Regions from separate parts of the Homo sapiens genome. Here region 2 is linked to region 1. The links are chromatin loops, found by intact Hi-C in ENCODE. Cell type or tissue: endothelial cell of umbilical vein. All regions are shown on one strand. Links, peaks and the distances in the headings refer to the core of each region. The heading gives the core; the rest is flanking DNA.

What was found. Peaks named below come from ENCODE experiments on the same cell type or tissue, not always from the same donor. Only the 100,000 strongest peaks of a DNase experiment are listed, where the experiment ranks them.
Region 2: a loop joins it to region 1, with 7 times the contacts of the local background. A loop is called at or near these places in 3 of 110 quality-filtered maps.

The regions. Positions count from the first base shown.
Region 1 is chr4:10,175,403-10,187,907 of GRCh38, reverse strand. No RefSeq gene overlaps it. Among named protein-coding and RNA genes, the nearest start is that of WDR1, 65 kb to the right of the region's middle. In endothelial cell of umbilical vein, for the core only: no CTCF peak of the experiment used is centred there; DNase peaks (open chromatin) are centred at 6,537 and 6,637; H3K27ac peaks cover 2,343 bases.
Region 2 is chr4:10,524,691-10,537,195 of GRCh38, reverse strand. It overlaps CLNK (cytokine dependent hematopoietic cell linker), which reads left to right. Exons shown (of 19, transcript NM_052964.4): 12 at 4,913-4,940; 13 at 9,102-9,120; 14 at 11,274-11,355. LOC105374482 (a long non-coding RNA gene) reads right to left here. Exons shown (of 3, transcript XR_925387.4): 3 at 7,011-7,066. Among named protein-coding and RNA genes, the nearest start is that of ZNF518B, 74 kb to the right of the region's middle. In endothelial cell of umbilical vein, for the core only: no CTCF peak of the experiment used is centred there; DNase peaks (open chromatin) are centred at 6,685 and 7,725; H3K27ac peaks cover 2,341 bases.

The DNA.
Region 1 (12,505 bases), core at 3,003-11,002:
CACAGGTAAATGCTCAAGTTTCAGATTCTGCAGGCTGCAGCCCTGAAAACCTTACCATGGCTGCTGAAATGCCTTGCTCAGAGCTGAGAAGTCAGCCACCTTCCAACTGTCCCCTCAGCTTCCCAATACCCGGCCCTTTACCACACACTTCTGCCTGCAAGGTCTATATAGACACTAGGGCAACATTGAGAGTTTGGTGTCACCATTTCCCACTGCAGACACTAACAGCAGCCACATGGTGACATCTTACAAACTATCATTTGGAGAGAGCCACCTGCCCACTCTTTCCACCTGGGGCCAGATCTGATGTGTTGGGCATTGGACTCAAGCATAGAATACAAGGATGATCCAGGTGAGGAATGTTTCCCACATCTAAGGGCAGTCCAGGTACCTCCCCGCTAAGAAGGTACCTTCATCTTAGTCACAGGCAGTGGGGGGCAGACTTCCTTTAAGTCATCCCTGCACACAAGCCAATATGAACCACATAGCCACTGCCAGAAGTACTGACACCACCTTTTCCAACACCGATTGTCCAAAATGATGGAAGTGATGTCAGTCATACGCTTTAGAAACAGCTTTATGCTGTCAAAGGCCACTCTGAGCTGCACACGGTGGAGTCCAGACATCTCACATTCACCAGGGCAGTCACAGTACAAATCCCATCACTAATACACAGTATCACATGTGACTCAACTGCAGCCCAAGGAAAGGAAACATGTTTGAATCTAGTCGGAAATGAGATAGACCTCTGGCTACCTTGTATTACCAGCTCTCCAAATCCCAGATTTAAGGTCCCTCCTGTAATTTACACACAGTTATGCCATTTATCCCCTCAAACCTTGTATCTGATTCCTCATGCTAACAACAGTCTTTAAAACCTTAAGATGACTGGAAAACTTGTGAATCATTTGAAACCCTTTAGTGGAAGAGTGAAGAACTTGAGTTTTTAAACCTAACAGATGGATGATAATATGGACAATCCAAGGTCACGGTGGTTTTATAGTTGAGAAAACCGACACATAATGACACCATCTAGAGGCCACACAGGGCAGTTCTGGCACAGCTGTCCTGGCTTTCCCACACTTGCTCCAGCAGACACCCTGGAGCCCAGAAGCTCCCAACATACATACTTCCTCTCAGCAATAGATGAGGACATTTTGGACTCAGCCACCTAATGACAGGGTGTCACCCCCACTGCACTGCTGCTTTCCTATGATTGGTTTGACAGCTCACAATGGCTAGGTTCTAAGATTCAGGTCAAATATGAGTCTGTCTGAGCAACCTTAAACATGGTGAGAGGTTACAGCACTAGTTCATTGTGGAGGCATTTGTACAACTTCCTGCATTAAGAACAGGGGCACAACAGAACAACAAAAATCAAAGCAGGTAATACTGTATTAGTTCCCTGCAAGTGTTCCACAAGGCCAGAAGTACCTTCTGGTCCTCAGTAACCAATGTGCTAAGCAGCTGCAGGAGTTAAGCCTTCCACCCATGGGGCTCATGCTGCATTACTGTCTTCTGAAGCTATTCACAGAGCCATGTGTTTCCCAATTAGGTGCTTTGTCTAGATTTTGGGAGTTAAGTAGCTACCTGGACACCACCAAGTTTGAACCCTAAGACTTTTCCCCAATAGAGGCACTTAACTTGAGCATGCCTATGTTTATAGCATAGGCAGAGATGATTAACAGGTATCAAGAGTTGAAGACTGAAGGATTTAAGGACACAGAACAAGAATAGTCAGGACTCCCTATAAACCATTTTACATCCAAGAACAAATCCTTCTCCTGGGTTGAGCTTAGTATTCAAACTTCATTGGAACAATTTTTCATGAAGATGTCAAGATCCATTTGGGTCATGGGGACATTTATATCCAGTGATTCATTAGGCACAGTATGACACATCACTGAGAGACCAGAGGTCAGCTCAGGGCCATCTCTTATCTTGGGCTCTGCAGAAAGCCTGCTAAGAGTCCACTCCCATGAATAGGGCTCTTGAGCCCATCCACCATCACTCCTGATCTGCCAGCACCCTGGGCTGGAAACTCACACTCAGTCACACCCACCTCACACTAGCCTCTCTGCTATCTGGGACACTATAGCACATCATAGGACACGATCGACCCACAGCTAATGGCAGATCTCTGGAAAAGACTAAAACACTCATCCAGGATTGCCATCATCTTTTCCATGTGGGCCTTCCTGCTTTAGCAATGACTTCTGGGACAGATACAGGTTGGCTTTTACGGTCTATCTTATGCTGTAACATCTGCGTGGTACACAATACCTGGAGGTTTGAAGAGAATGCCTACAGATACACCTACCAGCACGGTGAGTTGGAAAAGGTGTTCAAGTTTCATTTCTGAGTATGGAGAAAGCAAGGAGCAAGGAACAGAACAGACACATCAAGGGGAGAATACAGGAATACAAAATTCAAACAAATGTCAGAAACTGAAGGACAGCAGGCTTCTAATCCTAGCACAATTGCCTTACCAAAAAAATCAGCAAAGGGGACCCAATGAAGAATCTGTCACAAGTGACAGAATGCTGTCCGAAGAGGGCAGAAGCCAAAGACAGCCCGAAATCCTGGAAGATAGCAATTCTATCATCCTTAAGATTGCCACCGTTAACTTGCTTTACTGGGACATTGAGCCCAGCATGAAGATTTAGAGCTAGATATAGGTCAGAAGTTAGATGCATAAACACCTGATTGTCTTCACTACTGAAAGGTGAAAGGATGTTCCTAGGACAGAAGAGACCAGAATCTCGAAGTCATTATGGAAGTCTGAGATGGATGAGGTGGAAATGTCCCTGCAAAGGGTCAAAGGATTCTCTAAAGTGGCTCTTCCTCAAGGTGGTGTTGCCAGCCCTGGACCATTCTGCTGCTCTCCTTGAGGGGGTTCATACAGTTTTCATGACAACTTCTGCCCTAGAGGCTTTGCTGGCCTTCTGGGACACAATCAGCCAGGACCTGGACACCAGAAACAGCAGAATCTCCACAGGAGGCCTACGGTGTTAGAGGGTGTGTAGTGCACAGGAGACGTCTCCCTGCAGACACAGGTGGTTGTTCACCTCCAGTTTCATGCTGCACAAGCCTGGGTTCCAGGAAACAGGAAGGTAACAGTGTACTCTTCTTGTTCCCTGTATTCCACACCTATACCTTAAAGACAGTATATCTTGCCCTAAACGTACAAGGAATGATGTCTTAATGGAAAGCCTCCGGCAGGAGCACAGCCCCAGGAAAAGGGGCCCATCTGCAGTACTTAATGGCAGAAAGGCTGTCAATTCTGCGGTGCCACTGACCACGGACCTGCTGACGAGGCCATGCAACAGGCACTGCTGAAGGTCTTAGGCTAACATCTGCAACCCACCAGTGTGCTTTATGGTTTGAGACACAGACTGGTGTTTGAAAATGGAAATACTTCAAGTTCCTATTAATTCAGGCAGGGAAAGTCACTCAAATTACATCCCCTTCTGAAGTACAAATGACTTATAAAGTACAAACGGCTTTTAAGGGGGTACCTTCCCTCAGCTGAGCATTGTGAAGGAATGGAATGAAGCAATAATATTCTGACCAGCACGGGCAAACTGCTGACTGTGGGAATTGTGCCATTCCAGTTAAAATACATCACAATTTGAAATTTACAAGGCATAAAGAAGCTATTAAGTCTTTCCCTCCCCACCCAAAACACACGATGGTTAATATTCAAGACACTTCAAAATTTCTAACCTGAAACCTTTGTGGTTTGACTCAGGATAAAAAAACCCATACTATTTCCACATATTCTTGTGCATTTCTGCTGTTCAGTGTTTAAGATTGCTTCTCAAATACGTAGCTTGTGTGTATATAAACGTTTTCATCATGTGCAAGCATGATTTTCTTTTGCATGGTCCATTTTAATTGGTAGTATGAATTGTTTTTTAAAATTACTTCATTTAGGCATGACAAAGCTGCTCATATTTGATGTATCCAACTGAGTTTGATTTGTGTACTTCCTAGATTTCTAGCCCTGTCACTCTTGCAACTGATTTTTATTTGTTCTGTGTTTAGTGAGGTTGCAACATTGTTTTAATTACAAGTAGGGATTTTTCCACCCTCCAGAGAAAAAAAAATAATACACCAGAGGGAGTTGGAAGGCTTGTAATCATGATATAGACTTACTAGGTTGGGGGAAGAATTCTTAAAGGTAAGTTTATTGAAAAGCAGGATGTCTTCATGGTCTCAGTGTTGTTTCCCGTGGCCATTGGTTTGTGGTCAGAATGTCACAATGAGATGTCATCTTATACCAGTCAAGTCAAAATGGCTGCTAAGTCAAAGTAAGATACTAGTTGAGATTGTGAGTAAAGGGAACTCTTATCCACTGCTGGTAGGAGTGTCAATTACTTTATTGTGGAAAGTAGTGTGGCAATTCCTCAAAGAACTTAATTACCCTTCAACCCAGCAATCCCATTTAAGTATATGTCAAAGAAATATAAAATCATTCTGAGGCAGGTGATGGTGCTCAGACACTGGACCAATTTGAAGATAGGGACAGGGCTAGCAGAAGCAACTTTCCATAAGACACCCCGAGTGTGCCATGTCAGTTTACTGTTGCCAAGGCAATGCCCAGAAGTTAGCACCCGCTTCCGTGGCAACAGCCTCACCACCTAGAAGTTACCACCCTTTTTCCTGGAAATTCTGTGTAATCCACCCCTTGATTTGCATATAGTAAAAGGGGGTATGAGTACAGAAGTGCCTGTGAGCTGCTACTCTGGGCTCACTGCCTATGGGATAAGCCCTGCTCCACCAGGAGCTATACCCTCTGCCACTGCTGTATCCTATCCTGCCACCTCCATAACAGTAGCTGTCTAATACCATTGGCTCACCCTTGAATTCTTTCCTGGATGAAGCCAAAAACCCCTTCTGGGCTAAGCCCCAATTCTGGGCCTTACCTGTCCTGTATCAGTTCTGCCATGAAGACAGGCATGTGTCTATTCATTCCAGCATTATTTTCAATATCAAAAACACAGAATCGACCTAAATGCCCACAGATGGTAGACTGGATAGAGACAATGTGGTACATATACACCGTGGAATACTATGAAGCCATAGAAAGGAATGAGGTCATGTCCTTTGCAGCAATATGGAGCTGGAAACCATTCCTCTAGATGTGCTAACACAGAAGTGAAAAAACAAATACATATGTTCTTTTTACATGGGAGGCCAAACAAGATGACCACAGATACTGGGAGGGGAACAACATACACTGAGGCCTACTTGAGGGTGGAGGATAAGAAATACCCATTGATATTACATGTATTACCCAGGTGACAATTATCTGTATACCAATCCCACAACACAGCTTACCTACAACATGTCCCGCACATGGACTCCTGGACCTAAAATAAGACCAGGAATTCTTTAAAGATTAGGAATTCTACAAATGTCAGTGTTAATTTAGTCATGATAAATGTCTATCAACTAAGCTATGTAGTATGGTTAAGCACGTTTCCTAGAAGGCTCTAGAAATGTAAAGTCTTAACAGAAAGTGCTATGTTAGTAAGTGGAACTAACGTATAGTCAGTTTGACATGTTGAAGTCAAATACACGCTGGGACAGCTGTCAGCAGTGCAGGGGTCACAGCAAAGGAGCCAGCAATCGGTCCTCCAAGGACTCACCCACAAGCAGCATGAGGGCAGGTTCTCTCAGCCTCTGCCCAGATAGGATGCTATTGGGCCACATGTAGCCTATGTGAAGTCATGAAGGCCATTCAGACCCACACTGGGCTGTACTGCATGAGGACACGATGGCTGTGGTGCAAGTCCCAGGACATAATGGTGAAAAGGATGTCCCTCAGTGACAGGGAAAGAGCCAGGACATTCAGAAGCCCCAGGAGCTCATTTAGGAAAAATATCCACATATGCACACTTTCATACAGGTTAGAGAACAGTGATGCAACACAAGGACCTCATCAGAAGAGTTCAGGAAAGCATTCCTGCCTGGAGCAGTTCATACCACGCAGGGATCGAATCAACTCTGACTACCTCGTCATGCAAACTGAGTTGCTCTTTGAAGGTGAGAATCATGAGTAAGGGAGAAGCCTATCTTAAATACACTCTAAAGCCAGTGAGATACACAGCTACTGAATTACCTAGACCTTTCCTGGCATTGTGCATCCACACAGATGGTTTGAGTCACAAGTTTTAGGCAACAAAAAGATCAAGTGACAGACATCTCTCTCCATGTCAGTGCCAAGCTGAGGTCCATTTCTCATTCTCCAGGGCATCAGCTTCCACAGCACAAATTCCATAACTGCACTCTTTTGTGTGACTCAGTTCCTGTGATGCATATAGAGGATGTAGTCTTGAATTCAGTTGGAATGAAGTGCACCCTCTACAAGATTATCTCAGCTCTCCAAGTTCTAGACACTCCTATCTACTTGCCGTTATTTACATTTATGTCTGTCCTTATATCTCCCTAAACCTTCAGGTGGGATTCTTCAAGCTAAAGATTGCCTCTAAACTTCAGAGCCAGCAAACTTGTGAATCTTAATTTGAAAGCCTCCTTGAGTGACAGTCATGAACTAGAGTGTTCTTGGTAGATAGAAGTGGAATATGCAAACTCATGGTGGTTTAAGAAGGGAAGGACATTGACAGGAAGTGAAGTCATCTAGAGACCTCAACATGAGCAGAGGAAGATAAGAGGAGCTCAGGGACTATTGTTCTGACTGCCCCAGTGATTACTCCAGCAGACACTCTGGAGCCCAGAGGCTTCCATCACACACGTCCACTGTCAGAGGAAGCTGAAAGACTTGATATCCAGCCAGCTGGGAGTGGAGTGTTAGCGGTATGGGCACTGCTACCATCATGAGTGGCTCTCAAAACAGCTGGGTTCTACATCCATTTCAATCACGAAGCAGACAACCATGAGAACCTTGGTCCCTGAAGGATCTCTGCATGCTGAGAAATTAGTGCCAATTCTTTAAGAGGAATTTCTATGACTTCTTCCTGTATCAAGGGACAAGGCATAAGAGATAAGGAAAAAAACCACAAGTGTGTCAATTCCCTGTCAGTGGTGTATAAGCCCAAAATTACCCCCTGGGTACCCAGAAACCATAACTGACCACAGCAACAGTATATTCCAACCACAGGGCTCACGGTGCATTATCACAGTCCCTGCAACAAGGTTGATGGGGGTCTGTTCCCCAGTCTACATCCCTTAACATTGTTTCAGGTTGCCACCAGGACACCAGTGAACAGGAGGCCTAGACCTTTTCCCTGAAAAGGGAACCAAACAAGGATTCTTAGGTTTAAGCCATAGGGCCAAGATCACTCAAGTATAGAAAAAGATGAAATATGTAGAGAATTCAAAGCATCATGATTCTGTTTAAGTCATTCTATGACCAAAAAAAAAAAAAAAAAAAAGCCCTATCACTGTGGTGTGGCCAAGTATTCAAACTATTTGAAGATCATAAAGCCTCGGATGTTTCTTTTGGTCATAGACTACATATAACCAAGTAACTATCAACAGTTCTCAGTTACTCAGTCTTCCCCATTGACAGGTTCACCAAAGGCTGTCCTCTCTTCCCTCTCTGGTTCTACCAAAAGCCTATGAAGGATCCAATTCTGCAGGTAGACCCTACATTTCAGTCCCCACTCTAGATCAGCCAGGACCCACGTAAGACCACTTGCATATCTATATCCACCCTACACTGGCTCCCCAGTGCTGACTAGGACTCAAGGACATGTGACTGACTTATGTCAAGAGCACATCTCTGCTGGCAGGAATACGATGAACACCTGCCCCAAATACCACAGGTCCTGTTTCTTCATCTAGCTCAGCCTACCCAGGATCTGTGATTAGGGTTTAATGAGACTGGCAGAGAGGTTCCTGTCTTCCCCTAAGAGGGCAATTCACAAGCCCCCATAAAAAGTCCTTCCATGCTTTCTTCTAGTATCGGGATCCCTTTCAGGTATTAAGCAATGAAGATCTGGTCAACTAAGGAGACAGCAAGTTTTGAATACAGCCTCACCCCTTTGTAAACATTGACACCATCCACATTTCCAAAGTTACAGATTAGAGAATAGTCAGAAAACACAAGGACCTTATCAGAAAGGTTCAGGAAAGCATTCCTGCCACCCAGAGCAATTCACACCATCCAGGGATTAAATTGACTGGCTCTTTATGGCAAACTAAACTGCTTTTCAGAGAGCCTCAGTAGTCTGTCAGCTCTGAAAACGGTGAGGGCTGCTTCTTGATTAGGAGGACATGCTGTCTGCATTCTGAATCTCCCAAGCATCATACAATCCTCCCAGTAAGGTCTTTGTGAAGTTCATCTCCATCTTATCTGCCAGTCTGAGGAAGGACAGATGTGTGAATGAAGCTTTAGTCAATGACTTCAGTGGCAGTTGACTTTAGAGTTCCGAAAGACCAATTTAAACAAGAATTGAAGACTGGCATCTGGCACATCTTCTGTACATGTGAGAGTAGGTGACTTGATACCTTAAAGATCTTTTTGGATACTCAAATATTCCTACAGATCATATTGGGGCAGTGCAAGTGTCAGACAACGAAGAGCATAGAAGTTAAGGAGAAATCCAGTGAGTTTTGCCACCAGAAGCTAAATGTATTTCCAACACTAAAGAATTGGGTACACCTTGAGTGGAGGTGGCTCACAACCTAAACTGGTGAGTTTTCCCTCCCAGCCTCTACCTTTTCCCCCTCCCTCACTGGCTTAACCTTGTACATTCTAGCAATAAACATGCAAACTGGCAGAAAGACCTACTTCTGGGAAGACAATTCTCACAAGTGAAGGTGGATGGATGTGGCATAGTTCATGAGGCATCAGAAGCCCAACAAGAGTCCAGCTGCCATTGCAGACACTCCCGGCATGGTTGCTGCTGGGATCTCCCATGCCTGGGCAATGGTTAAGGACAAGCTAGTGGTCACTCCTTGCCCGTCCATGTAGCCAGCATCCTGGACTAGGACCCCAGTTCTCCTAGAGAAATCTGGATTTTTAGGTCAGTAATGTACCTACGCCAATAAAGAATCTGTCCCCAAAGTATGGAAACTGCTGCTTCAAGGGCCCATGTTTTCTGAAAAGTTAGAATGGTCCTAGTTTCATCCTCAAAACACAAGTGTTTTGAATTGGACACGAGGCTACGAAGGTTTTCCAGCACAGAAAACCTCACTTTGACCACTGGTTCAAGGTAACTCAACAGGGAACCTTTTCAGCACCTGTTCACTTGTCTGCCACATATGGAAAGGATGTCATTCTGCATTTGACTAGATTCTTGTGGTTTTCATCTTTTGGAGTTCCATGTCACATGACAGTGAACTACCATATATTTGATTTAGCATAGCCATCATGCAACATTATGGTATCTTTGCTAGTAACCACCACTTCTGACATTGAGTGGAGGCTTACCGCCATTCTGGAAAATCCATTCTTTCAAATCCTCCTCATTGAGGTTCCAAGTTCAGTTTGGCTTATTCATGGTAAGGCCAGGAATACACATTGTCTTGTCCTCAGGCGGTATTAACTCTACTGGTCTGTCCTAATGTCATAGGCTGAAGTCTTGGTTTTGCTGGCATCTCACAGGAGATCTCGCTGGGCCACTTTATTATTGGCATAAGTCAGACCCATCAGGAAGCAGCCAGTGCTCTGGAGCATACCCAAGTGCCAGAGGGAGGGGAAAGCCTACCAAGACTCAGGGGTCTATCCACAATGCTTAAGTATCTAGGGCATGCAGGGACATCACTTCCAACTTTCAAATTCAAGGACAGTTCCTTGGATTATCTCCTACCATAAACAGTGTACTTTCAAAATAGGAGTTTGTGAATTTGATACAGCGTATCACACTTAACTACTGTAAGCCATTTTTAGTGGGCTCCAACAGGTATAAGTTTTGAAGAGGCCTCATCAGATGAGGGCCCTGCAGCTAATCTTGGCCTTCTAAAATGTTGCCTTGCCTCTCATATTAGATCCATGGTAGGAGGTGGTCATGGGAGGCATCTGGGGGATACTTTAGTAAAAATACTACAGACCATTAAGATTCTAGCCTAAGTCTGCCAGTAGAAGGCTGATTACCCTTCAGGTCAGCTTCAACCATGTTACTGAGCCTTGGAGACTGAGCTCTTGGCCATGAGACAGCTAGTAACTTTTAGAACTTCCTAGCCTGATCTGGGTGTTGTGAGACCCATAGAGGCAGAAGCTCCATGGGCACAACAAGGTTGTGAGGGAAATAAACATAGAACTACATTTAAATCACAAAACTAGGTGGCTCAGACTCCCATCATCCTCAAGCTCTGTAGTACCTGCATCTGTCAGCTCATACCTGTAGCCTCAAGGGGAGATCTCTATGACCAACTGGCAAAGGGTAAAGTTCTGGTTTATGGATGATTGACTCAATATGTGATAGCCGAGTATAAACTGTTGTGACACTAAAGCTTCTCTGAGGGCACCCTAAGTCGTCATTGGGGAAAAAATCCTCTCATTTGGCAGAAGTTCAATCAATAAACTTGATCATCTCTTACGGGATAAGGGATTTGAGGATAATTGGTCCCATATATTGGAAAATGGACTGACTGGTCAGACCCCGGAAGATGATTACATAGAAGAGATCTGGAACACTCATATGTGGAGGGGCCTATGGGAATGGTCCAATTCAGACTCTTGAGCAGTAAGAAGCCCATGCCAAGACACGCACAGTGAAGACATAAGGGTATGGACCTGCCAATTGCATCCCAAGACTCGGTGGTGAAGAGGATTCTTCAACGTGGAAAGGAGAACAATTAAATCCCAGGCCCTAGGGGCTACCTTGAAGGGATTTTTTCTGGGAGAGTTCACCTCTGTGAAGGCATTGCTCAGCTTCAGATTGTCTGTTCTCCAACCTTTCAAAGATCATGGAGAAAACACACAGGCATCTAGTACTCCACACATGAAGGTGCCATGAGAGAACTACCCCCAAGACAGCTGATGGTTTCTTGAAACCTAGTTAGGTATTCAAGTGGTCAATTCTGCTTTCCAGGGAGAAGTGTCTAGATGTTGATCACAGCCCTTCAGGGGTTGAAGGGAATTGCTATGGGCACCTAGCAGAAAAGGTAAATTGTGCTGCTTAAAGTCCTACAGTGCACAGGACAGCCCCCAATGAAAAATTACACAGGAGCATCCAATTAAAAGTTTCTGATCTAGTTGATAGGTGGATATCAGATATACATGTAATTTGAGGACTTTGGAGGATTCTGGGAGCATAGGTAGTGTGTTAAGTATTTCAGATTCAGGTTGAAGCATGCAGATGCCTCACTATGACTGTTGAAGCTTGTTTTCTGGAGCTGAGAACTGGTCCACCTTCTACCTGTTCCCTAACACCTGGCCCTTTTGCTACGCATTTACCTTAGTGTCTATATACAGACCTTTATAAGCAACAATGAGTTTGGGTGTTAACATCTCCTACTATGGACACTGGTACAGTGATCACATAGGGACATCTTGCAAGCTGTGATTGGAGGACCAACCTTCCCATCACTTTCCACTGGGGCCAGACCTCAAGTGTTGGGTCCTGGATGACTCAGATCCAGGATCTAAAGTAGTATGACTTGGGTGAGGAATGCTTCCCACATCCAGTGGAAATTCAGGTGCCCCCTCTGAGAATGCACCTCATTTTAGTCAGGGGAGCAGCCTTCCTCTATCTTAAGTCTCCCCTGCACACAAGGCAGTATGAACAACACAACCACTGCAGAAAGTTCCAAGGCCTTTTCTGGCAGTGTCAGTGCGCAGTGAAAGAACTAGACTTGAGCCACACATTTCATGAAACAGGGTAAACTACCAAAGGTCTACTAGGTGCAGAGACTGGGGTCCATCCATCTCCCTCATGTTCACCAAGGCTGTCAGTTCAGTGCGTATCCCAGCAGAAAACGATCCTACGTGCATCACTCAGACACAGTGGTATACGGAAACGTGTGTTTCAGTCTGGTTTTGGATGAGATGGATCTCTGGCTACATTATAGCCCAAGCTCTAAGGGCCAAGAATTCAGACTTAAAGGTTCCATTCTGATGGCTATGTCATTGTATCTTCCGATACCCTCTAACCAGATTCTTCATACCAATGATTCCTGAGGCCTTATGACAGCCGAGAAGTTTATGAATGATTTCAAAACATTGAGTGAAAGAACAAACTGGAAGTTTTACTTATAACAGATAGCCAAGTGGGCAATCCAAGGTCACAGTTGTCTGAAAAGCCGAGTAAGACATTGACATGGATCAAAGTTGTCTAGGATCCTCAGAGCAGAGGAAGGTACAAAGGGTAGCTCAGGCACTATTGTACCTCCTGCCCCAATGCTTGCTTGCCCCAGAAGACACCCCAGAGCCCAGAGGTTCCCATCACATGCTTCTCAGCAAAAGATGACTCTTGGGACCCAGCCACCTGGTGATGGCGCATCACCTTCAAGTGTGCTTCTAGCATTGTATGATTAGCTCTGCAGCTCAACATGGCTGGGATCCATGAGCTCAGCCACTGAGCTGAGGTCA
Region 2 (12,505 bases), core at 2,384-10,383, 350 kb before region 1:
AGAGGCTGTATTTTCTAATACAGTGGTTATCATCCTGGCTTTACACTAAAATAATTGGAAAGCTTATTTTAAAGCACTATCCCCAGTATCTATTTTAATTGCTCTGAAGTGAGACCTGGGCATCAGAATTTTTAAGGCTCCCCCAGGTGAAGCTAATATGCAGACAGGGCTAAGAACCCAGAGGGAACCAAGTTCGAGGAATACATCCACCACAAAAGCTTTGAAGGTATTTAAGCCTTATCTATGCCTGAGTTTCCAGAGTCTAACATAATGCTCACTCAATTGCCAAATGCGTCCCTCTGCGGGCACAAACCACACAGGTCTATTGGGTTACTGTCTTGGTGGTGTTGACATCTTTAGAAGTTGGCATTTGATATCTCTGGGGTTCCTGTAGTTACAGTTTACTTTTATTTAATCATTTTTAGATGTGATGAGAATTGTGCTGGATCTCTTCACCAAAACACCTCAAGAGAGTAATTATATTTTCTCTTATTGAATTTTTCCAGCAGCCCTGTAAAGTATGTTTCCTAAGCCTCAGAAGAGTAAAGTACCAAGCCCAGTGGATGGCACATGTGCCCAATAAATAGTACTTCCATACTCACTGGGCACCTAAGGTCACCACGCTTCAGAGAAGTTAGGTAACTTAAAGTCACAGGGTTGACATTTGACTATTGATGGGGCAAAAACCTGCACAGCCCCATAGGAGACACTGGGGATACCACGATAAATGACATGGCTTTGCCTCTGAAAGAGAGATGTGCTTTCAAATTCATTTTTAGCAGGGCCCACATGGGTGGTAATATCATCATTAGTGATGCCCAAGTCCCATGTAATCAACCACAGAAGGATATTGCTCTGAAAACAGAAGGAACATTGGCAATCAGAGCTTCTGCAGCCGAACCATGCAGGAGAGTGCCTGCTCCGTCTCTGCCAGCTGTTGGTAAGGCACTGTGAGTGAGATGAGTTGCCTTCCCTAAGGCAGAAGCCATGATTTACATCTGGCAATCAACTGTATCAATGGTAGGCAGTTAGACAGCTGCAGCCTTTTGCAGTGGGCTGTGCTCACCCTGGATGGTCTTTGTGGTTCCAGCTATTGTGTTTCAGGCCCCATTTGTCTCTGCCAGCTCTGCTATTCTCTTTTTTAAAGCTAAGCCTTGGTTTCACGAAACAATTACTGAATTGAAGCACTTCAGTAAAGGAAAACGTCACCCCAGTCATTCATTGACAACTCAAAACCAGAAGAGAACTTCGAAGTTTGGAGAATGTTGGTTGGACATTCTCAGCCACTTATGTACCATTATTATGATTTTTACAATATCCATGTACTTAATTATTTTTTCTGCTCTGCTCATTTTTTTCAACTTAAATAAATTTACTTAAAAGAAAGACATATAATTATTATAAATAACTTCAATACAGATAGCTTCAAAACAAAACTTTGAGCTCTGGGGAATTTTACCTCTGATAAAAGGGAAGGTAAGCAAATATTAGAACAGTGTTTCATATCTACTAACCACTGCACTGAGCCTTTCTCTTTGACATAATCTGAAAGACAATTAAAAAGGGAATAACTTTTCTACTACGAATCCATTGTAATTTTAATACCGTGGTCCATGCACCAAATAAAATCATCCTGAGTAACAGCAAGAGTAATCAACAACATTTTCTGAGTCGTAACTACACACCAGGCCCGGTTTGGGATCTTATATGTATTAATTCATTTAGTCACACAACAGCACTGTAAAAAAATTACTATCTCCAATTTACTGATAAAAATTAAGAAATCGAGGGTTCATTGTCCCATATGTCCTTTAAGCTTCAGTACACTCAATGGCCAAAGGTGCAGGGTTCAGCCAAAATATAATTTAAATGAAGCACCCAATATTTAAGAAACAAAACACCCACTTGCCTAACTATGGCTTTCCATTTTTTCTTTCTTTCTTTCTTTCTTTCTTTCTTTCTTTCTTTCTTTCTTTCTTTCTCTTTCTTTCTTTCTTTTTTTTAAGTAGAGACAGGGGTCTCTCTAACACTCCTGTCCAGGCTGGTCTCAAACTCCTGGCCTCAGGCAGTCCGCCCGCCTTATCCTCTCAAAGTGCTGGATTTACAGGTGTGAAGCAACACGGCCAGCCAGTTTTCTCTTTACAACCAGCAATGCTGGCATCACATCAATTCAAACAATCTCTGTCGCAAAAATGTATGCTCTGATGATTTGGGAAGTGAAAACAAAAAGTCTTTATAGATATCGAGAAACCGTGGTCTTTTAAAAGAGAAAGTATGGTTATAGAGATATACACATTTGTATTTATGAATGGAAAGTATTGATTTTAAAGTATAAACATCATTATTATTGTTTTCCAAGTTGTTGCTATTGGGGGAAACTGGGTATAGGGCACATAGGAACTGTCTGTATTATTTCTTACAACTGCATGGGAATCCATAATTCTATCTAAGGATAAAAAATCCATAATTTTATCTCAGGATAAAAAGTTTAATTTCAAAGCAAATGTGAACATTAAAATGTTCTGCAAATGTAGAGTGTTATTTCACTCCAAATAGCTTTCACGTCACATTCTTTCATTAGAATCTTCAGCAATTCTCTTCACTACTGTCTAGATTTATCAGTTTTACAGGTGGGAAAACTAAGCTTCAGAGAGAGAATTTAACTTATCCAGGGTGACAGAGCCCACAGATGACAGAGCAAGAATCAAATTCAATTCATTTAAAACTAAGCCAAAAACTAAGGCATTCCTGGAGAGACCTATATTTATAGTAAAAGGTAATATCTTTACATTTATAATGAGGACCTCTTATGCATAGGAAAAAATGTGAAAAAAATTAATGACCATGGTTTTTTTCGCCATCTTCAGCAGACAGAACTTGGACACACATGTGTTCAAAGCTCTCAAAGAGTAAGAAACTCTGGTCTACACAGAAATGCCTTCTTACAATCACTTGGGTTCTCAGTGAAAATTCCATTGATTAAAGCTGCAAATTCCAAACCCGAGCTTTCCTGAAGCCTCAGATTTCCATCTATAAAGTGCACTGCTCTATTTATAAATCAGGTGATTTTATCCAAACAGAAAGACAATCACTCTGCTTAGTCTTCAACAAATGTTCAACCAACTCAAGTCAAATAGGTTAAAGAATCTTAGTAAAACTGTTTAACAAACTCATTTAAATCTCCTTAAATATTTGAAATATATTTATAAATTTAATTTCTTTGATTTTTAAGTACTTCTAATGTTGACAGGGTAGGTTTAAATGCTAGCCAGCAAAACTTTAACAATTTCTGTAAATCCAAGAAAGTAAATGTATAAATATAGAAAATTTTAATTTATCTTAAACACTTCAAACTCTTTAAAATGGAGACAAACACATCTTGACACTTGTAACTTCAAATCTACATTTTAAATTGAAGCCCTACAGCCAATCTTTCAGTATCTTTAATACACTGGCTTCTTAAACATTAAATACTGAGATTAGCCACATTTTAACCCCAAAATAATTAATACTCTGGGTGTTTGTTCTACTTCATTACCTCTATTCAGATCTCTTTTGTCTTCTCAGGTTTCCAACTAAAAGCGGGAGGCAGGGGGTAAGATGTAAGAGGCTAAAACCGTGGAACCTTGGTACAGTTGCCTGTTGCTTGCAGATCCGACACTGGGATCTAGCATCTGAGTACTGTGTGTTTCTGGAATCCTGATATAGCCTGACTCCTAAAACTCTAGATCAATAGCCTTCAACTGTGATCAGTGTTGCACACTTAATACTCCCATATTCTTCAGATCCAGTGTTTTCACTGACAGAACTGGGGAAGTGGAACATATACCCTCACTCCACTCCCTTCATAGTTTCTTCACCAAACTTTGACCACATTCTGACAACGATGCACACTGAATGCCCAACATTGTTTTTTGTTTGTTTGTTTGTTTGTTTTGAAATGGAGTCACGCTCTGTCACCCAGGCTGGAGTGCAGTGGATGATCTCAGCTCACAGCAATCTCTCCACCTCCTGGGCTCAAGCTACTCTCCTGCCTCAGCCTCCCGAGTAGCTGGGACTACAGGCATGTGTCATCACACCCGGCTAATCTTTGTATTTTTAGTAGAGACAGGGTTTCACCATGTTGGCCAGGCTGGTCTGGAACTCCTGAGCTCAAGTGATCAGCCTGCCTCAGCCTCCCAAAGTGCTGGGATCACAGGCATGAGCCACTGCACCAGGCCCCAACTTTGTTACTTTTTATTTCTAGCAATTCTCACATTAACACTCATGAGCACTCTTGTTGCCATTTTGCAGATGAAAAAAAGTGAGGTTTAGAGAAGTTAATTGACTTGCTGATAAAATGAAAAGCTTGAAGTTTAGTCAGAGACCTTTCCAAAATTCATATTATTCAATTCCATGTTGGATTTTTTCTCTACCATTCAATTTTATGTTTTTCTCCTGTCTCAGATCTTCGTTCTTTATCAGCATTCTCTCTTACACTTGCTTTCCTGAGACCCCACTGCACCTGACAGCTTCATATTGAAAACTCTTTATGTTCCCTCAAAGTGAAAAACTAAGAGCTTTAAAACCAAGTTAATAATAGGTCTGACTGTGCCAATGAAACTTGACGTAGGAAATCAAATGTCAGGAGAAATGATGATTTTTTAATTTCTCCCAAAATAAGATGCACGTTTATTCATGTCCTTTCTATCACCACCTTTTATTTTGGCTCTTAACTTTGTCTTTTCCTTAGAAAATTATGAGAAAAATAACCTGGCTTTAGTTTTATGGAAGAGTGATAAATATCTCACTGGACTATGGGCTGTTAATTTGGCAATGAAAATGTAATGAAAGGTTTGTAAGGCTCAGAATGATTTTATCTTGGTCATTATGAACTGTGTTTTATGTAACACCGTATTTCTTTTTCTTGCAGTCAGATAAGCTTAAGGGACTTAAGTGAGGTAAGTAGCAATTTTATCCTTGGAAGCAAAGAAGGGAATTTTGAGGCATTAAATGTCTGCAATAGGCAAGATTCTATTTGCTTCAGATACTTACACTTAGTTCTCACAATAGCTATGCTCAAAATGCATTAGTATCTCTATTTTAAAGATAAGAAAGCCAAAGTAAAACAAGCTTAGCTCCAGATTTTAAACCAAGATCCTGTTTGGCCACCATGGTCATTCAGGGTTCATTTGTTATAGGAAGAACGTGCCCAGTTCCACATGGAAGATATACAGTATCGACTGATGGCTTCCAGCCTTCAGCATTACAGAAATCAAGTGTTAGAAATGGTATTGCACTTTGCTATTTGTCCTTCATAAGAAATACAGGAATGCAAAGTAGAAGGAATATGAGATCCAAAGTTGCACAAGACCTGGGTAGGAATCCTGCCGTGCCACCTACTCGCTTTGTGAACTTCAGAAAATGCTCTTACTCATCCCAGTTTCTGTTTCCTCAGCCATAAAATAGGGATGGGGGCCAGGTGCAGTGGCTCACGCCTGTAATCCCAGCACTTTGGGAGGCCGAGGTGGGCGGATCACCTGAGGTCAGGGGTTCAAGATCAGCCTGACCAACATGAAGAAACCCCATCTCTACAAAAAATACAAAATTAGCCAGGTGTGGTGGCGCATGCCTGTAATCCCAGCCACGCTACTCGGGAGGCTGAGGAAGGAGAATCGCTTGAACCCAGGAGGCAGAGGTTACGGTGAGCCAAGATCATGCCATTGTACTCCAGCTTGGGCAACAAGAGCGAAGCTCCATCTCAAAATAAATAAATTAATTAAATAAATAAAAATAAAATAAAATAGGGATGGGTACATTTCTGTGCAAAGTTGATGTGATAAAGTCAAAAGTAAGTAGTGCACAAATGGCCAGGTGATCAGTGGAGGCTAAATAAATGGCATAAAAGTCATGTGAGATAAACCTATAGTAGAGCCTTCCAAGGGTATTGACTCCCTTCAGTGCCCAAAGACAAAGTTCCCTACGAGGATAGTGGGGTCACCATGACTGATGAAGACTGTCCAACAACACAAGTGGCCTCACCTCACTCCCACTGGACTCTAAGGAATTTTGTTCTTGTCTTTGTGTTTGACCTATGCTCTTATCTATATAGTAGACGTGAATGTCTTTCCTTGCTTTCTTTTTCATTTGTTGGTTTTATGAGAATGTTAAAATCAAAAAGTCACATTTCCAGCTTGTCACTCAAACGAGACATTTATTACCCCTAATCTCCCTAATCCATAAGACAATCGTGCCAAGAAAGATAACATAGATAACTGCTTGACGAGAAGAACAGTTCTGGTTCCACTGAGGACTTCACCAGGCTCATGCTCTTCTGGGAGGGGTTGCACTTCCTTAGTGTCACCTGGAAGGAGCAGGCTGGGGTGATGCTCAGCTGCTGGGGGAACCCACACATCCAAGGTGCCTGAATACAGGACTCCGTCCCCTGCTTCCTGTAAGCTAGGCCTGGGTATCTCGAGTAGTAGTTGGGTGCTGCTCACGATGACGATGACCGCAAATCATAACCCTTTGGTCAGTCTGAGAGGACAGTAGGCCCTCCAATCACAAACAGGCAAAAAAGAATTGGGAGATGGGGGGTCAGCCTTAGATGGCAGGAAATGTGCAGAACTGTTTGTTTTCTTTGCAACTTTAGTTGGCATTCTGCTAGAAGTTGATATCATCTAAAGAACAAGAAGGTCTAGTGCAAAAACACATTCTTGCTCCTTATCTTTTGCCAAGACGCTTCCCCATTGTTTGTTTAGGCTGAGATTCAAGACCATTTCTTCATAACAAAAGCCCATCAGGGCAAGCTGTGCTTGTGCCTGCGCTCAGTGCTTGCTTGAACACTGTCTTGTGGACTAGAATCTTTTATGTGCTACCTCCCTCTGCTCAAATTCATATGGCATTTTATAGTTTTCACAGAAAGGAAAGACTCATTGTCTCATTTTGTACTCACAAAGCCCTAAGAGAAAAATGAAACCCCGGAGAGGTGGCAAACTTGGCCAGAGTCCTCACACCCAGCAGGAGATAGGGCCAGTCCTGGAAATCCCGAAGTCTAGGTGTCTTCCCCACCGCCGTGTCTCTCTGCCTTAAAAAAAATACAGAATTAGCTCTGAACTAAAATAACTAAAAAGAATACGGAAGGAAGGAATGAAAGGAGGGGGCAGAGAAGGTGAAAGAAAGGGAGGAAGGAAAAGGGAAGGAGGGAGGAAAAAGGAAAAGAAAAAAGGAAGGAGAAAGAGGGAGAGAGGTAATAAAAGAGATACTACTATTTAACTTGACTATGTTTATTTTCTAACAATAAAAAAGTTACAGAAGAAAAATGAGCAATTTCATGCTACTTTTCTAACTACATTTGATTTTAAATTCAGAGCCCTCAAACCAAAAGTTGGTTGGTCTCAATTAAATAAAACAACTGCTCCCCCAGATAGAGGGCTTCTCTGCACTGTTCTCATCTCCTCTTCCTCTCCCCTTTGACAAGCCTGAGAGCAATCACTGCATCCGATTGAGCACTTTGAACAGCCAGGTTCAAAGTCCTGGGGGAGACTCAGTAGGGATACTTTCAAACCACCCACTAGAATGGATTCATTACTCTTTTTACTTAGCCTATAGATTTTCTTTGATTTTCTGTCCATAATGAAATGTATGTCCTCTTTCCAGAATCCTAGGGAATGCCAAAGTCTTTGAAACAAAAAGCCTTCTCTGTTGGCTAGCTTCAGAGGGAGGCATACAATGCCTCTCTAAGCAATTTGTTGCCAAAAGTTTCTTATCTATGAAGCAACTATGAGTCAGGAGAGCTGGGCTCAGGGTTAGTTTAGCCTTCAGATGACTGCAGGAATCTAGGAGAATGGCATGACCCTTTGGGACCTCATCTGTAAACCAACTGTTTTTAACATTTAATGGACCTCACACTACTTTGAAAATTTGATGAAAGGTATAATAAACCTTTATCTCCCCAGAAAAAGAAAAAATATATGCACATACTTATAGAGAAAAAAATTTAGCTTTTCATTGCAGAAGGTTCATGGACCCCATCAGGCCATTCAATGATCTCTTTCATCCCCCTGGTTAAAGCAGTTCTTATCTAAATGATACCTGAGGTCTTCTTCAACTGATGCAATATATAAATGGACTTCATAAAATTATTTGCAGTTAAATAAATACTACAGCAAACACTGTATCTACTGTAATGCTTTTTGCTTCTTCAAGGGTAGAGTAGAATAGGGCCCAAAGATACAAGCCCAATAAGCATGAACATTTCCATAATGAAGGATGATCAAGAATTCTACCACCATAAGGAAGAAAGAGAAAGAAAATGTTTGGGAAGATAAATGGCTACATTTAAAAAGGATAATGTGAATATTTCCATGCTTATTTTTAAAAATAGAAATTTCAGAGCAAGTATAAAGAAAAAATTAACCGTAGCCTTATTGCTTAAGTACAACCTTTAATAGTTTATCATATCACTTCAAATCATTTTTTCTGCATACACACAAATATACATGGATATAAAATATAATTGCATAAAAATATATCATGGGTCCAGTTTTTATTCCAAACTTTTAATGTAACATGGGTGCCTACTTACAGTATAATCTTATTTCATTCTCTACATAAATACTTACAATGTCTTTATAATATTCCAATAAGTGAGTATAGCACCAAAATTAATTTTCAGTTATCTGGGCACATAGATTGTTTCCAGTGATTTAACTCTGTAAAAGTAATGATGCAATGAACATCTTTGTGCATAGAACTTGGCTCAGATTTCAGGTTGTATCTTAGAAAAGGAGTCTCATCAATGGAATTATTGAGATAAGAATAAGAGTATTTCTAAGGTTTTTGATAATTATGGTAAATTCCTTTCTAAAAGCGTAAAAGCAATTGATAGTCCCATCAGCCGACTGTGGACTTGTCTGTTCCTTCGCACATTGATTACAAAATTTTGATTTTTGTTTAGTTTTATGAAGAATTATTTGTAGATTTTTTTAAAACTACGAACTATGCTAACAAAAGTTTTACCAAAAGTCTGCCAACCAAATGCTCTAAAAACACACATGGTGTTATATTAAATTCTCTGTCATCAAGAGTCAGTAAATTTTATTTTTTTTAATTCAATACAGGTCCTTGAAGCAGAAAAAGGTGAATTGTTTACATTTGTTTTCTTACCCTAATACTAATAGACTAGGTTCTCTTTCTAGATCTACAGTGCTCATGGTTATTAAAAAGGATTGATTGTTTGGAAGCCTGGGATGGGGATGTATGTGTGTGAACGATGACGTGATCCTGATGCACACACATACATCCCCAGGACCTCAGAGTCCTCTAGTCTAAACAGGGTGATTTAAATCCAGGATAGGCCAGATGTCTTTCTTTAGCCATATGCTACTGTCCAAAAGGCATTACACTGTCACCCTCTGCCACTTTGGAAAGACATAACTAGTCCCCTGCTCCAAAAAAGCTCTTGGGATCTCTGCCTCTGATGTCACCCATGCACACACACGTGGCTCTTTCATGCACACACACACATACATGTACACACGTGCCCATACCTCTAAAGTGTTGGTGTCATTATGCAAGCATGCAATCCAACAGTCACTCATATCCTAAATGGCAGGATGCTAAGCAGGTAGTACTTTCATATTCACCTGTGAAATACTGTTCTCCATTCTTCTAGAATGATGAATTATGTCCAGAGCCAAAGGGCCTGCATCACAGCCCAAAGAGTTCACAAAAGACAGCATCGTTCAACAGAGCAACATTAGGTTAGGATTTCAGAGGCCTGCCACCAAATCACTGAGTGGTTTTGGTCAAGTTGTATTTCATTTGTGAGGCTCAGGTCTGCTCTTCTCTGCATATTGACAAAGCTAAACTTGAAGTGAGGCCTAACTTGGGTTTATGGATTCCCCATGGGTCCCTGATGGAGGAGTAGGAGTTGTTGGCAGGCCTAAATAATTCAAAAACCTAACTGAAACCATGCCCTTTCCGACAATACAGCTCAACCTCCTAACTAAAATGTTCAGGTACTGTTTCATCAGGCAACACAACAATGATTATTAACACAACAATGTGGCATTGTTCAGCTCAAGAGGGGCAGATACTCTGGGTCGCTATTGATGACATGAAATGATTTTATGGGATGCATGATTCATGGACCAGTCACTGACTCACATTTCAAGTAATCACGGTCCTTCGATCAAAGGTATCCAGTTTGTGATGAACCTTGGGCAGAGTACAGAGCAACAAGCACAATTAAAACATGTTGGTGCCTGTATGCACCCTTAGCTTTATTACTTACGGTCACAGCTGGGAGAGTGTTTTATGAGATTTTATATCATAGTATTATGATGTGCCCTTGGCAATTCTGGATGGCTAGTTAAATCTATCTGTGATGAAAAGAAAATAAAAAGCAGGAACATAAATTGCATATGTAATTACTAAATAACTCCAGATTGTATGGTTGGCAGAACTTTTAAAAACTTGATGATCGAGGGGGGAAAAAATTGAGAAACTGTATCCCTGGTCGGAACCTAGCTAGGGACTGCTGGTCTACGTGAGAACCCTAGGAGCTCACCTGCCCTGTCACAAGAGGGCGTGAGAATACAAGCGCCATGACGAGCTGTGCACCCCAATCTCCTCCATCTGCCAGAACAGTCCTTTTGTTTAACTTTCTTCTTCTTAAGATCTCAGCTCAAATGCCATCTCTCAGAAAGGTCTTTTTTAGCCATACGTATAGTCACTCTGTATCCCAAAGTAGTACTTTATTTCCTTTATATCATCGGTACTGCCTAATAGAAATGTTCTTATCGACTTACTTGCATGCTTATTTTCTGTTTCCTTTCATTAGAATGTACGAACCATGTCTGTCTTTTTCTCCACTGTATTCCCAGACTCTGGCAGAGTACTTGTCCCATAGTAGCTATTCAGTAAATGTTTGTCGAATGATATAAATGAATGAATGAATGAGGAGGAAGCTAAAAATCTTTTAAAATCACGGGTCCAGAATAATCCCTAAATACCTTCCAATGTAATATTCTGTATTTTTGGGAGGTTCAATGATGTGTTCTAGCTTGTAAATATTAAAAGTGATTTTTATAACCTCAGAGCAAAAGTCATTCTGAGGAGCCAGAAGAGCCGTAGAATACATGAGTTATAGTTTCCACCGACCATCAAGAGCCCCCTTCTAATAATCAGAGATTACTTGGAGGAAATTATAGTAGTTCCAGTGGGCTTCTAATGGTTCTCAATTATTTTTCTTTTGCAACCTGACCAAATTATGTCACTGTTTTATATAGTTCCTCATAACCAGAGGAAGCCTGAATCAACTCATCTGTTAGAAAACCAAAATACTCAAGAGATTCCACTTGCCATTAGCAGGTAAGGAGCCAGGAATCCTTTCTCAGGTCTGAGGCTGAGGGGTCAGGCCATGTGCTGTCTCAGATAAATGATCACAAAGACTTTCTGAGAAACGAAAGTCTTTGTTTCTGAAGCCCAATAATGAGGCTCAAGAGAAACTTGTGAATCACAGCTGTTATTGATGTTAATAATGTTGTTCTTTTGGAAATTTATAAATGATTGATTGAGTGTTAAAGAAGTTTGGGAAATTTTAAGGATTAAATATTAACCAGATAGGATTAACGGGAAAAGATGCTAATCAACCTGGGAGGAAAAGTTTGTTGTTTCAAACTATTCAGGGTTGATGACCACACCAAAGCTTTAGTTACTTCTGAACAGCAATTTATGGCTAGAAGACCAAGTGTTGTTGAAAATGCCATCATCAGATTAGATACCTGCCTGCTCCGCTTATTGTGACAACTGTCAATCCAACTGAAGAGTTAAAGAAGCCAAGGCTTGGCCGGGCGCGGTGGCTCACGCCTGTAATCCCAGCACTTTGGGAGGCCGAGGCAGGTGGATCATGAGGTCAGGAGATCGAGACCATCCTGGCCAAAACAGTGAAACCCCGTCTCTACTAAAAATACAAAAAAATTAGCCGAGTGTGGTGGCGGGTGCCTGTAGTCCCAGCTACTCGGGAGGCTGAGGCAGGAGAATGGCGTGAACCCGGGAGGCAGAGCTAGCAGTGAGCCAAGATGGCGCCACTGCACTCCAGCCTGGGCGACAGAGTGACACTCTATAAAGAAAAGAAGCCAAGGCTCAGTCAGGATATTTATTGACCAAAGTCACTAAATTAGTAGTGACTGCCCTAAAACAAAATCCAGGGCCTCCAGTATTAGTGCTGTAAGGCCCTCATGATCTCACTCCGGCCAGTGGCTCTGACCTCAGTTCAAGCCACTTTCCTCTCACTCTCGGCACTGCAGCCTCGTCAGATGCCTGCCAGCAACCACAATGCCACTTAATGCATGGCACTGGCACACACCACTCTCCTGCCTGTAGCCCCTCCCCCCGTATTTGCTCCTCTCCACCCTCTCCCTATTGGAACACTCCTATTCCTCCATGGAACCCCAGCTTAAAGCTTAATGAATCCAGGAGATAATTTGCCTCCATTCTTCAGATGAAAAACATGAAGCTG